Regions from separate parts of the Mus musculus genome. Here region 2 is linked to region 1. A link is a contact called in ENCODE Hi-C or POLR2A ChIA-PET data. All regions are on one chromosome and are shown on one strand. The core of a region is the stretch at or near the end of the contact, and the rest is flanking DNA. Distances in the headings are between cores, read along the strand shown. Region 1 holds the start of 4930544D05Rik (RIKEN cDNA 4930544D05 gene). Region 2 holds the start of Spag7 (sperm associated antigen 7).

Evidence for each region. A loop is a pair of places that touch in the nucleus more often than their neighbours do. ChIA-PET counts read pairs that join two places held with the same protein, here RNA polymerase II (POLR2A).
Region 2: a map of T-helper 1 cell shows a loop between it and region 1 (2.8-fold over the local background). The contact joins the promoter of Spag7 here to the promoter of 4930544D05Rik in region 1. A Hi-C loop is called at or near these places in 1 of 37 maps with a recorded cell type or tissue (T-helper 1 cell). POLR2A ChIA-PET finds 5 or more read pairs at or near these places in 3 of 5 experiments (all embryonic stem cell).

Annotation. Positions count from the first base shown.
Region 1 is chr11:70,612,225-70,618,731 of GRCm38, reverse strand. 4930544D05Rik (RIKEN cDNA 4930544D05 gene) reads right to left here and starts at 2,838. Exons shown (of 4, transcript NM_001145537.1): 1 at 2,728-2,838; 2 at 2,428-2,628; 3 at 2,127-2,334; 4 at 1,842-1,974. The coding sequence starts at 2,793. The coding sequence ends at 1,934. Chrne (cholinergic receptor, nicotinic, epsilon polypeptide) reads left to right here. Exons shown (of 12, transcript NM_009603.1): 3 at 63-107; 4 at 213-322; 5 at 422-577; 6 at 1,027-1,127; 7 at 1,385-1,585; 8 at 1,663-1,777; 9 at 2,957-3,071; 10 at 3,146-3,332; 11 at 3,418-3,524; 12 at 3,604-3,849. The coding sequence ends at 3,759. Mink1 (misshapen-like kinase 1 (zebrafish)) reads right to left here. Exons shown (of 33, transcript NM_001045964.1): 28 at 6,361-6,495; 29 at 6,151-6,251; 30 at 5,917-6,066; 31 at 5,666-5,825; 32 at 5,438-5,577; 33 at 4,250-5,103. The coding sequence ends at 5,020.
Region 2 is chr11:70,666,257-70,672,763 of GRCm38, reverse strand. Spag7 (sperm associated antigen 7) reads left to right here and starts at 3,348. Exons shown (of 7, transcript NM_172561.3): 1 at 3,348-3,567. The coding sequence starts at 3,483. Camta2 (calmodulin binding transcription activator 2) reads left to right here. Exons shown (of 23, transcript NM_001190376.1): 17 at 684-880; 18 at 1,131-1,314; 19 at 1,685-1,756; 20 at 1,853-1,873; 21 at 2,028-2,215; 22 at 2,344-2,418; 23 at 2,502-3,301. The coding sequence ends at 2,565.

The DNA.
Region 1 (6,507 bases), core at 1,589-4,088:
AATCCTATACCCTCACTTCTACCCCCTAACTCCTGGCTTCAGCAGGCTTCTTTCTGTTGTAGAACGAGAAAGAAGAAACTCTGACCACCAGTGTCTGGATTGGCATTGTGAGTCAGACCTGGGGAGCAGTGGGAGGGTCCCCAGCCAAGCCCCTTCTCTTCTGCCAGGTGGGAGCCGGAGAGCACACACTCTCTCTCGCCCCCACCTCTTAGGACTGGCACGACTATCGGCTCAACTACAGCAAGGACGATTTTGCAGGTGTAGGAATCCTCCGGGTCCCTTCAGAACATGTATGGCTGCCAGAGATTGTTCTAGAAAACAAGTGAGGATCACCCAAGAGGGCAGGCTGCAAAGGGAACTGGCTTTGGGGGATTTGGTTGGTGAAGGAGGTTCAGACATGTGAAAAGCTTGGTTTCCACAGTATTGATGGGCAGTTTGGAGTGGCCTACGACAGCAATGTTCTAGTCTATGAGGGAGGCTATGTGAGCTGGTTGCCCCCAGCCATCTACCGCAGCACCTGCGCAGTGGAGGTCACCTATTTCCCCTTTGACTGGCAGAACTGCTCTCTCATTTTTCGGTAGGAAGAATCACTTCAATCATGATATTGAGAAGGGCCTAGAGCAGGGGACAGGGCCTGCTAAGGAGGGATAGGTGGGGTCTTCTTTGGAAGGTCTTTGGGAAGGAGTTGGAGTGAGGCACTGGAGTGAAGGGGTGGGAAGCTGGTGTAGGTTTGCAGTAGGCGTGGGCACAGGTTTCTTGCTGCCATCTTGTAGTTTGAGCGCATAGTCGCAGCTATTCCCCAGGAGGAGTCTGAGGCATAAAAATTACTTGAGTCCAGGAATCCCTTGGATAGCACGGTAAGCCCATCAGCAACCCAAAACAGAACAGAAAAGGAAGCAGGATTGGGAACGCGCTGGGGAATGTGGGCAAAAGAAGAGAGCCATATTACCCTGCCAGATTGAAGCTTCCAGGGTGGAACTAAGATGGCTGCCAGCTTCTGGGGTAAAGACTGGCCCTGTTTCACAGCTCCCAGACCTACAATGCTGAGGAGGTGGAGTTCATCTTTGCCGTGGATGACGACGGCAATACCATCAACAAGATTGACATTGACACGGCAGCTTTTACCGGTGAAGGGATATACCCCCTTTCCAAAAATTCTTCTCCCAGATAAGGTTCAAGGGGGGACGTTCAGGGTAGGGCTTGGCCTGAACCACACAACCGGAAGCTGAGCTTCTTGAAGTCAGTCTAGATGTGTTGTTTCCACACCCCCACCAGAAATGCCCCTCTCTACCATTCTGCCCCCGTGCTAACAGCCCAGGTTTCAAGCAGCCCTCTTGGCCTGGAGTTGCAGGTGTGCGGGCTGACTGTGCCCTATGTCCTGCAGAGAATGGAGAATGGGCCATAGACTACTGCCCAGGCATGATTCGCCGCTATGAGGGAGGTTCCACAGAAGGTCCTGGAGAAACTGACGTCATCTATACGCTCATCATCCGCCGGAAGCCGCTTTTTTACGTCATTAACATCATTGTGCCTTGCGTGCTCATTTCTGGCTTGGTGCTGCTCGCTTACTTCCTGCCTGCGCAGGGTAAGGGGTGACCCTGACTCCTGAACCCCAGGCTGGGCTTGCTCCCTGGCTTGCCTCTCACAGCTTGCTCCCTCTAGCTGGTGGCCAGAAATGCACGGTCTCTATCAACGTCCTGCTAGCCCAGACTGTCTTCTTGTTTCTAATTGCCCAGAAAATTCCAGAGACTTCTCTGAGCGTGCCACTGCTGGGCAGGTAATCTCAAAGTGGATCCCACAGAGATAGGGGCATGCATGGAGAATGTAGCCAAAGAAGGCTTGCATAGGGACCTGGTGTTGTCCCGTTCTGGACTTTTATTTGGACACAGGGTTGGACTGGGACAGTGATGGATTATCTGTTCCCCCATTCTCCTCACTGCTGCTGGGCGACACCTTGAGGTTTCCCGAGTCTCTCTGTTAAGAGGACAGTATAGTTCAGCATCTCCTTAATCATACCTCCTCTGACCCATGTCGCACCCTTTATCCCAAACGCACCGGATCCCCAGGGACCCCAAGGCCCAGTTGGCATAGGGTTTGTGGCAGAGATGAGGTAGACCCGTGCAAACCTCGTCCACACAGGTACAACCACGCCCCCTGGATCAGGTACCGGGCACTTGCGCCAGCTGCCGTTCCAGCTTGCCGAATCCCCTGCCCTGCGGCCAGGGCTACACGGGCCAGCGCCCTACCAGGATCCCCAGTGTCTGGGGCTGGGCCTGGGCAGTCGTTGCCGCCGTCCAGTCGCTGCACCTCCTGCTGCAGCCACAGGGCCGAGATCTACATTGGGGCATATGGGCTAGAGGTCCTTGCTTTTGTTGGCCTAGCCCTCTCCCCCTTTTATTCCCATCCCTCAGCCTCCCAGAGCAGCACCTCTAACAAGGTGGCTCCAAAGCTCATGATGCTGGCTGCAGCTTCTCTTAGCACCAGCCCTAGGGTGGCCTTCTGGGTGGGCGACTTGTCGGATTCCAGGGGGTCCTGGGACTTAAGCTCTCTGAACCTTTGCACCAGATATTCGTGAGCTGCGGCCACAGCAAGTTCCAGGGAAGATAGAAGTGGAGGCTGTAAGGCCACCTGGAGGAGCAAGGGTAGTGAGTGGAATGATCACATGGAAAGGGCCATAGCAGGAAGAGCTGGGGACCTCTCCAGATTCTGCCATTCTAATACCCTCACCTCGGTGGAGCTGTGGAAGTGGTAGACCCACAGCAGGGTGTCCAAATTGCTGGGAATCCCCTTCATGTCCGCAACAGATGGTATATGCAGAAGGGCCAGGACAATACTGGCATCGTTGAGGAGGATCAAGAAGTAACGCCACCAGCTGTGCGGAGGTGGTATTTGTGAGGTAGAGGGCAGCTAGTGCCTTGTTTGTGGGGTGCTGTGACATCAGGCTTCTGTATATCAGGTATCTTATATTCGTCATGGTGGTTGCCACGCTCATTGTCATGAATTGCGTCATCGTGCTCAACGTATCTTTGAGGACGCCAACGACTCATGCTACATCCCCTCGGCTGCGCCAGGTAAGCGCTGGTTGGAGAAAGTACTGCCCAGGGGTGGGAAGCGGGCTTGGAACCTCTCTCTGCCCCGGCTGCAGATTTTATTAGAGCTGCTGCCGCGTCTCCTGGGCTCGAGCCCACCCCCAGAGGATCCCCGAACTGCCTCACCAGCGAGGCGTGCCTCGTCTGTGGGCATTCTGCTCAGAGCGGAGGAGCTCATCTTGAAAAAGCCGCGGAGCGAACTCGTGTTTGAGGGTCAGAGGCATCGGCACGGAACTTGGACCGGTAAGCACTGCTCTTGGGTCAAAGGCATACACTCGCCGTTAGGGACGCTCTTTTAATGACCTAGCGCTTGCTGTTGCCTTAGCAGCAGCCCTCTGCCAGAACCTGGGTGCTGCAGCCCCAGAAATCCGCTGCTGTGTGGATGCTGTGAACTTTGTGGCTGAGAGCACAAGAGACCAGGAAGCCACTGGAGAGGTGGGTTGGGAGGTTGAGGCGGAGCAGTGCTAGATGCCCCGCCCTCCAGGCTCCTCCCTCGCTAAGCTCTCTCTCACAGGAACTGTCCGACTGGGTGCGTATGGGGAAGGCCCTGGACAATGTCTGTTTTTGGGCAGCTTTGGTGCTCTTCAGCGTTGGTTCTACTCTCATCTTCCTTGGGGGTTACTTCAACCAAGTTCCTGATCTCCCTTACCCACCGTGCATCCAACCATGAGCCTGCACTGGCACCCACCTCTCCCCCACCCCCCAAGAAAGAGATTTTGAAAACAGGCCGCTGACAATAAATCTGGTTTGTGAACTTGCAGGAGGGGTTGTGTGGTCATGTGGGTGGGTCCAACTCCTCAGGGAAGTAGAAGATGGGTGGGTGGTTTGGTCAGGCACTTGGAGGCAATTGGTTCAATTTTGCTCTTGGCTCCTTCTAACCTAAAGAATGTTTATCTAGTTGATAGCCAATGAGGTTTTTACAAGACCCAGATATAGAAACACTGAAGCCAGAAGTCTGGCCTGGCCCTGCTGGGGCTGGTAAAAACTATTCTCAAAGGGTCCTACCGTGTCAGGACTGATCCCTGGCCTATTCATCCACCTTACTTCGTCTCTATTATCACAGTAACTTCACAGAGCCTAATGCCTTTCCTCTACCCTCTGCATTCTCAACTCTCAAATCTCTCCAGGATTGAGAGAGAACAATAGTAGGATCTCAAAATGGTGGAAGCTGGTTGAATTGTCTTTATTAACAAAGGGGATATATCCAAGGCCACTACATTGAGAAAGGATACAGGAGGGAGAAGGGCTACTTGCTGCTCACACTATATACAGATGCAAGCAAGGGAGGATAAAGGCTGGGAGCTCTGAGCTCTCTCCTTCTAGGGAAGGGGAGAGGCTAGAAGGGGTGGGAGTGGGGAGGAAAGGGGGGAATGTTTTGGCTATGGGGTCCCTCCTCCATTCCCTGGGGGTTGGGGGGGAATCATTAAAGTGCTTTCAGAAAATGAGGAATGGTCCCTGCCCCTGGAGTGGCTGGTGACCGCCCCGCCTCCAGAACCCAGGGCCCAGTGAACACCCCCCCCCCAGAGTCTGGTACATTCAAGGGGGGAGCCGGCTCCCCTGGCGTGCAAATAAAGGGGTCAGGGCCCTGCTCATTCAGCAGCAATGGGGTAAGGGGTCCAAGCCCCAAGCGCTCTCCTCTTCTGTGGAGAAAAGGGGAGGAGCAAGTCCCACTCAATTCCTGGTAAGGGGAAGGAAGCTGTGTCATTCCCCACAAGTTGGGGAAAGGCACAGTTTTGAGAATGTTGGGGGAAAGGGTGGTCACGTGATCACGAAAGCTTCAGGGATATGAGGTCACGTTCCCAGCAGGCTCCAGTGAATCAAACCAGTAAAAGCAAAAGCCCAAGGGGGTGGGAGGGCAGGGGCGGCCTGGGTAGTCTGGCTGTGGGAAGAGAGCTGGGTCCATGTGGGGAGCCCCAGCCCAGGGGCCTCGTCACCAGTTCATGATGCAGTTACGGTTCAGAGTCATAAAGTAAACTTGGCTGCTTCCTCCAGAGCGGACAGAGGCAAAAAACACCTGAATAAAGTAGAAGAGACATCACCAAGGGCTAAGTGTGTGTGTGTGGTGTGGGGGCGGGGGGGAGGGGTATGCTGGGAAGAGAGACGAGGTTGACACTGGGGGAGAGAGAGGAAGTGAATGACACCTGTTTCTCTCTATCCCCAAGGAAAGGCAAAAAAGTGTTACCAGGTCCCTGGGGTAAAGGCAACAGAGCCCACAGGGAAGGAGGGTGTGGCTCTGACAGCTCAGAACAGCAGAACCATTCCAAACCCCCAGATGCCTGCCCAGAGCAAGGTCTGGAGAGGCAGCCCATCCCCTGGGCTAGGCTCCTTTCAGAGATACACTGCCTCACCTTGTCATTGCGCTCACACAGGAACTTGAGCCTCTGGGCTCGTTTGTGCATGAAGACCCCATCTAGGTGGCCTGTCTCCACAGAGCGGATCTCTATGGCCTTCTCACCCCAGCCCATTATCTGGTTGGAGCAGATGTAGGCTGAAGAGAGAAGATGGTGGAAGGGCTGTAAGGAGGTTTCAGTCCTAGTCACCTCGGAACAAGCAGCTTGGGGTGGCTCTTCACTTACCCACAGAGGTGGGCATCTCTCCCCACTGCAGCACCACATCCTTGATGATCCGCCCGTAAGTGTTGACATAGACACCCTCATCTTCATAGCACAGCAGCATCTCCATGCCATCAGTGTTGGGGAGGAAGATGATGGCGTGGGGTGTGATCTGGCTCTGGATCTAGGGAGAAGAAGGTGGACTGGGTGGGGTCCTCATGTCTGATGACCAGAATGGGTTGGTCTCCCTCGCCCCATAGCCCTGCTAAGCTCACATGTACAGGGATGTAGATGTCATAGCTGTTCCCAGAATCAACATCCACAGCATGGAAGCCAGCACTGGAGCCATAGATGACCTTGAGCCGCTGTCCCTCCTCTACTGTCAGGTCCACCAGTAGAGGGCGGTGAGGGAGGTCAGCAAAGGACTGTGGAGGAGAGAAGGCTCAGGGAAGACAGGTGCAGGAGCGTTCGGAACCTGGGAACATACTGGTGGCTGAGGCGGGGATTACCTTGAAGGCCATGAATTTGTGGTAGGGTTTGGGAGCCCAGGCATAAACCTCCACGGAGTTCTTCAGGGCAATGACCAGGAACTTAATCCGTTCATATTTCACTGGAGGGCAGGAAAGGGGAGACGCAGTGACTTCCACTGTCAGCTTGAGGATCTCAGTAGTTAGCCCAGACCTTGCTGCTCCCTGGCTACTGTGCTGTGGCATCCTCACCAACACGGTAGTGGCCGCAGCCCTCCATGTCCCCCACGGTGGTCCACCCCTGCTTCTTTTCCACCTCTGGGTCATTGTGTAGGATCTTGTTCCGAAGCCAGGACAGGTAATATACCCGCAGTTTGTTCCTTTTCCCTGTGAGATGGA
Region 2 (6,507 bases), core at 2,099-4,598, 54 kb before region 1:
TTCAACTGTGGACATATAAAACCTGAGGACATTCCTACTTTAGAAAAGCTAAGTGTAATTACGAAGCCATTAAGTACAAAAAAACAAGAACTCCATATCCAGAGGCAGGGGCAGGAGGATCTCTGAGCTCCAGGCCAGCCTGGTCTACATAGTGAGTTCCAGGACAGCCAGGGCTACATAGTGAGATGCTGTCTCAAAACAAAACCCCACAAGTGCAGCATCATGGAGTATGGCAAAGTGGGAAATGCTATAGGCCTTACAGCTTAGCTATTCAGCAGAGTGTTGTGTGGACAGTAAGCCCTGGGCTGGTTCTTGGAGACCTGAAGCAAGTGATGGGCTTAGGCTAGGCCTGTGGAGATATATGCTGGTCGTGTAGCATGGAACAGGTCCAAGTAGGATAGTGGACAATCTGAAAGGGTGCTAAGGTCTTTATCCTTCATATCTTGTGTTTGCTAGGGTATGACAGCACAGAGGGCTGTGTCCCTCAGAGGAAATCAGGAAGAAAGAAGGAATGAGGAACTCTGGTCCAGAACTAGTGGTCAGAAAAGCAGTTCCTGGGGCCTTTGCCTACTGGTGTCTAGAAAGAAGGAGATAAGAGAGCAGGGCTTAAGGTTACAGCTTAAGCTGTGCTGGAACATTGATAGTGAGGGCTCCACAGAGTTCACACATCTCCCTTCATCTAGGTGGACATGATCTCACTGGCCAAGCAGATCATCGACGCCACACCAGAGCGGATTAAACGAGAGGACTTCTCAGAGTTCCCTGACGCTGGAGCCTCACCACGGGAGCACACAGGCACCGTGGGGCTCAGTGAGACCATGTCCTGGCTGGCCAGTTACCTGGAGAATGTGGATCATTTCCCCAGCTCAGCTCCTCCCAGGTGACCAGCTCACCATAAAGCCTCCCAGTTCTTCTGCAGGGAAAGATGGGAGGGAGGAAGTAGGCTTCCTCATAGCCAAAGCACCGTTCTGGCTGAGGCCCTGGAGTGGTGAGAAGGGACCTGGGCAGGCTGGTGAACTCTAGAGCCACTCTTTACAGACTCTGGCTGAGGATCGTCCTTAATAGCCACCTCTTGCTAGGATAGGAGGGATTTAAACCGCTTTGTGATATCCTTTCCTTATCCCCCACAGTGAGCTGCCCTTTGAACGAGGTCGCCTCGCTATCCCCCCTGCACCTTCCTGGGCAGAGTTCCTCTCTGCATCTACCAGTGGCAAGATGGAAAGTGATTTTGCCCTGCTGACTCTCTCAGATCACGAGCAGCGGGAGCTGTATGAGGCAGCACGAGTCATCCAGACAGCTTTCCGAAAGTACAAGGTTAGACCTAGGTTCTTGGGATGAATTGTCCTTGACAGGGAAGACTATGGGCTCCCATTGCTTTTGTGGAACAAGCACTCACTCAGAGGCCTTAAATAGGAATGAGAAAGAATGGGGGGCGGGGGACACAGTACTTGCCACCAAGCCTGACAACCTAATTCTGATCCCTGGAATTCATGGTGGAAGAAGAAACTGACTGCTTCAAATTGTCTTCTCGTGTCCACACACAGGCAGCCTATATACACACACACAAAATAAGTAAATGGTTTTTAAAAAGTTTTAAGGAGGAGACTCTGGGAGGAAGAGGTGGTCCAGAGTCTACTAGGTGGGCCTTGAGAGGCTCAGACGGGGCCTCATTCTCTTCCTTTAGGGTCGGAGGCTGAAGGAGCAGCAGGAGGTAGCCGCAGCGGTGATCCAACGTTGTTATCGGAAGTACAAGCAGGTTAGAGCATTTTCTCAAAAGTATACCAACACGCGTCCACCTAACCTATCTATCTCTGTGCTATGAGAGCCCTAACGTCCCCTCTCTTTCCACAAGCTGACCTGGATTGCACTTAAGGTATTAGGCATGAGATCTGGGTGTGAGTAGTCTGATTCAGCCGTGGGTGGGTCAGAGAACGGGCTCTACATCAGCCTAATTGAAGGGTGACCTTCAGAGGTTTGGATTTCTGTCTCTCCATTTCAGCTCCTGTCCCCCCTCTCCTTCCCTGCAGTTTGCACTCTATAAGAAAATGACTCAGGCGGCCATCCTGATTCAGAGCAAGTTCCGAAGCTACTATGAACAGAAGCGGTTTCAGCAGAGCCGCCGAGCAGCGGTGCTTATCCAGCAGCACTACCGCTCCTACCGCCGCAGGCCGGGGCCTCCTCACCGGCCCTCAGGCCCCCTTCCTGCTCGAAACAAGTAGGGACCACCCCTTCCTGCCCCTATACAGCCCTCAGTTTACCTCTTTGTTAATGCCCACTACCTCTATCGGCCCTCCAGCCTTTCCCTACAATGGTCTTAAAGTGGGGACTCTTCTTTCCCACCAGGGGCACCTTTCTCACCAAGAAGCAAGACCAGGCAGCCCGGAAAATAATGAGGTTCCTGCGGCGCTGCCGACACAGGTTCTAACCCCATCCTTACCTCTCTGCCCTGACACCTTTTCTGATCCATCAGTCTCCTCTGACTTGGCTCTGTCTCTCCGCAGAATGAGGGAACTGAAGCAGAACCAGGAGCTGGAGGGGCTGCCCCAGCCAGGACTGGCCACCTGACCTCTCCAACGCCTTTCTTCAAAACCCTGGGAGCCCCTTCTGGCTGTCTAAACAAGGAGAGGGCTTTCGGGACTAGGGGAGCCCCCTGTCGGCAGCTCTTCACCCCTTCACCTTTTTGGGAGCCCTTCGTAGAACCCCCGCCCCCAGGCCTTACACGTTTCCTCCCTTCTGGTTGTGCCTCCTCTTTTGGTCTCCGGCTCCAGAAGACCCACGCCCCACATATCTGCATCTTCAGCTGTGACCTCCGGAGCCCTGCCTGCACCTTCTCCATATCCCCGTTCCTGCCTGCACCTGACTCGGACCTTCCTGACTTGCCTTATTTATTTGTTCGAGAGTCTCTGATGAATGTATCCGCCTCGGTCCCCACCGCTGCCTTCGCTGCGCGCGCCCTCGTGTTTCAGGGGTGACTGCCCCCACCTTGACTCCGCATGTTTGCGTCTGTTTCCTCCTTTCCTGGCCCTGTCTTCCCCATCACCCTGACTCTCTGGTCGCCCACGTAGGGGCCAAAGAGGAGGGGGTGTACATAGGATCGCGAGGCGGAGTCCCGCTCCCGTGGGGAGGGGTGTGTACATAACTGTAACATACAGAGTATAGTGAAGAATCTATTTAAGGCGCTGCGCGGCCGGGCGTCTGATTCCCTGGCGCGGCGGGAGCCCCCGGCTGGCTCCACGAGCACTTTCTACTTGTGCATGGGCTTGGTTTATACGAATTGCCATTAAACGTCTCTGCACCAGCTAGCCTCCGGCCTCTCTCTGCTGGGGGCGGGGTAGGAAGGTCGCCACGCAAGTCGCCGGCCTCATCTCGCTGCCTTAAGCGGGGCGGAGCAGCGCGGTTTTTCGCTTCCGACGTGTTTCCGGCCTTAAAGGCATTTCGTCCTTCCCTTTAAGACGCACCGCCCCCTCTCACTCATTCCCAAGATGGCGGACCTACTGGGCTCCATCCTGAGCTCCATGGAGAAACCACCCAGCCTCGGTGACCAGGAGAGTCGGCGCAAGGCCCGAGGTGAGGATCCCAGATTCACAACCGCGTATCTTCGCCCGATTCTTGGGACCACACTCTTCCCTCTTTGAATAATGCCACCTCCTACCCTAACAGACCCCCCACAGGCCACTTCTGAGACCCTCAGAGTCCCTAAAAGGCCTGTCGGCCCGCCCGCTGTCTTTTGCAAACAATGATTGGCTACCTCAGCCTGCCTTCTACCTCCAGTCTCTTCTTCCTATCCTCGCCTTTTACAGTCCTTGTTTGCGATTGGTCAACGGGCCTGCCTGTCTGCTGTTGGTGAGCTCTGATTAGTAGGATGCCTTTCTTCCGATTGGAGGATGTCGTATCCATCGCCTCGGTCCCGCGAATCTCCAGTTCTATTACGATTGAGTTTAGGGCACGCCCATCCACCCGTCTGTTCCCCTCTATTGGCTAGCTCAGCCAAAAGCTCTACCTTTAAAGTGTTACCTTTTCTGACCGACCTCAGCCTCAGCTCCTCCCATTGGTTGGCTGGATCCTCCTATCTTTATGCCCCTTCTTGAGTTGACCCAGTCCCTCATACCTTCCACCGCCCTTTCCTAACTATAGCCTTAAATTCCTGTGCTGCCCAACTAGATCGTGATGTTGATTGGAGAGATGAGAATGCCCCGCAGGCTCCGATTCGCCATCTCTCCTTCCCAGCCCCCGCGCTGAGTAGCTAACCAGAAAGCTCGCTGGGGTTTGGCAGCCAGGGTAGGGTGCGGCCCGAAGTGGCCTGCCCTGTATTGGCTTGGAGCGCATGTGAAGGACTTTATAGAAAGGATAGCCTTAGGTGCATCCAGCTCCCAACCACGTGAGCCTTGGTCGTGGATAAGTCTCCTACCCGCACCTACTACCCATCTGCTCAAAGGAGGCAAGACAGGATGCTTTCAGAATGTTCAAAGACTGTTAAATATCTGTACTCCCTTATTTACAAAACTTGTGAAGCCAAAGATGCTCATCAAGGAGATTATAGACCATGTCTGGGACGTTTATTAATGATCATACGGAATTTTAATAACCAATTAATATACATGTGTAGGAAAGATTAATTGGGAGTCCCAGGCTTGTCTGAAATGAGCCGAGCAACAAAGAATAGGTAACTCAGTAAAGGGAGTGCAGTCTGTTCGAAAGCTATGGGAAAGCAGAGCTTAATAGGAAACAGGAGTTAGAGTTACTTAATGTTCAGCTGAGTAATAGGTGTGCTCCCATCAGCCGTCAGAATAGGAGGCTTTAGCCACTTGCCTCGGGTCTCAGGTTACTAAGCTGAATTTGGAACCCAGATGTGAGCTCGTAGCCTCAGTGTTCTTATGCTACCTCCCAAGATGCAGAAAACACTGGAAAAGCAATCAGAACACAATGAAAGGCCAAGATAGTGAAGTCAGACAGACGAGAGCTTCTAGTTTGTCAGGTCTTGGACTCTGACGTCTAACTGGACAGGTGAGCAGGGTCAACCCTCCAGCAGCTCATAGCCTGGTAAGGGAGACAGGGGGAAAAACAAAACAAAAAACCCCACGTCTTTAGCAGTGAATGTGCTTAGAGCGTAGAGGAAGTCTTGACTCACGGTGAGGATTCAGTGTTTGCTGTGAGAGGAGGAAGAGCATTCCAGAGAGAAGGAGCACGTGCAGAAGCATGGAGTGACTAGAAAACAGGAAGAATTCAGTGCCACTTTGGGGACTCAGTCCTGTGGAAGAAGCAAGCTTGGATTTTGAAACACCAAAAGAAAGGGGAAGGGACATTTGAAGCTGAGGAACAGGAGGAAGATGTGTGCCCAATCACAAGAGGCAGCAACCCCCTACCATGGGAAGCGACAGGCAGGATAAGGAACCAGGTTAAAAGTAGCTGAGCGGGCTGGAGAGATGGCTCACGGTTAAGAGGACAGACTGCTCTTCCTGGGAACCTGAGTTAGATTTGCAGACTCCACATCAGGTTCCTTACAACTGCCTGTAACCCCAGCTCCTGGGGGGAATCTGACATCTCAGATCTCTGTGGGCACTCGGATTCATACATAGACGAATATGCATAGTTAAGATAATAAAAATAAATCTAAGGAAAAAAGGTAGTCTGGTGGCTGGGAATGTTTCTCAGTCAGCGGTGAAACACTTAGCATATGGAAGACCCTAGGTTCAAGTCTCAACACCACATTTGTCAGTCCTCGGCTAGCATATCTGTAAGTTTGAGGCCAGCATGGACTCCATAGTGAGTTTCAGGTCTGCCTGGAAGTCTCAAAGCTGGGAGTAGGGAGAGAGAGCGGACAGCCCCGTATTGCTTATAGTTGGGGTTGCGGCTCAGTGCCAGAGCTCATGTCTAGGTATATCCCTGGGGTTGCAGCTGTCCCCCAAGGGCAGACGGGATGATCTGGTACAAAGGCAGGATCTGAGAGAGGGGAGGAGCATTCGGTAAAAGAGGAGAGTTTATTTATGGCTAACTTTGGACACCTCTGCCTCCAAAGAAAAGGTCAATGTCTTAGGGTTCCTGCTGCTATGAGGAGGCGCGTGATTGAAAAGCACTCAATGGGCTTTCTAGACCAGAGTTCCAGATTTCTTCTTCAGTGGCCCCACCCCCACCCCCAGCCCCCAAGCAAACCCAACATGGCCAGCCTTGTCACAACACTAGATCATTCTCCCTTACCAATTTCTGTCTTAAGAGTCTCTCCTGCTGTGGTAAAACACAGCTTGACCATAAGCAACTTGAGAAGGCAAGGGTTTATTTCTGCTTACAGTTTCACATCACGGTCCATCATCAAAGGAAGTCAGGCAGGAACTGAGGCAGTGCCCTGCTGCTGACTGGCTGGTTCCTCAGCTTGCCAGCCTGCTTTCTTACACACCCCAGGACCACCTGCCCAGGGCTGGCACCATCCACAGTGGGCTGGGCCCTTCCATAGCCACCATTTAATCAAGACAGGGCCCCACAGACTTGCCTACAGGCCAGTCTCATGGAGGC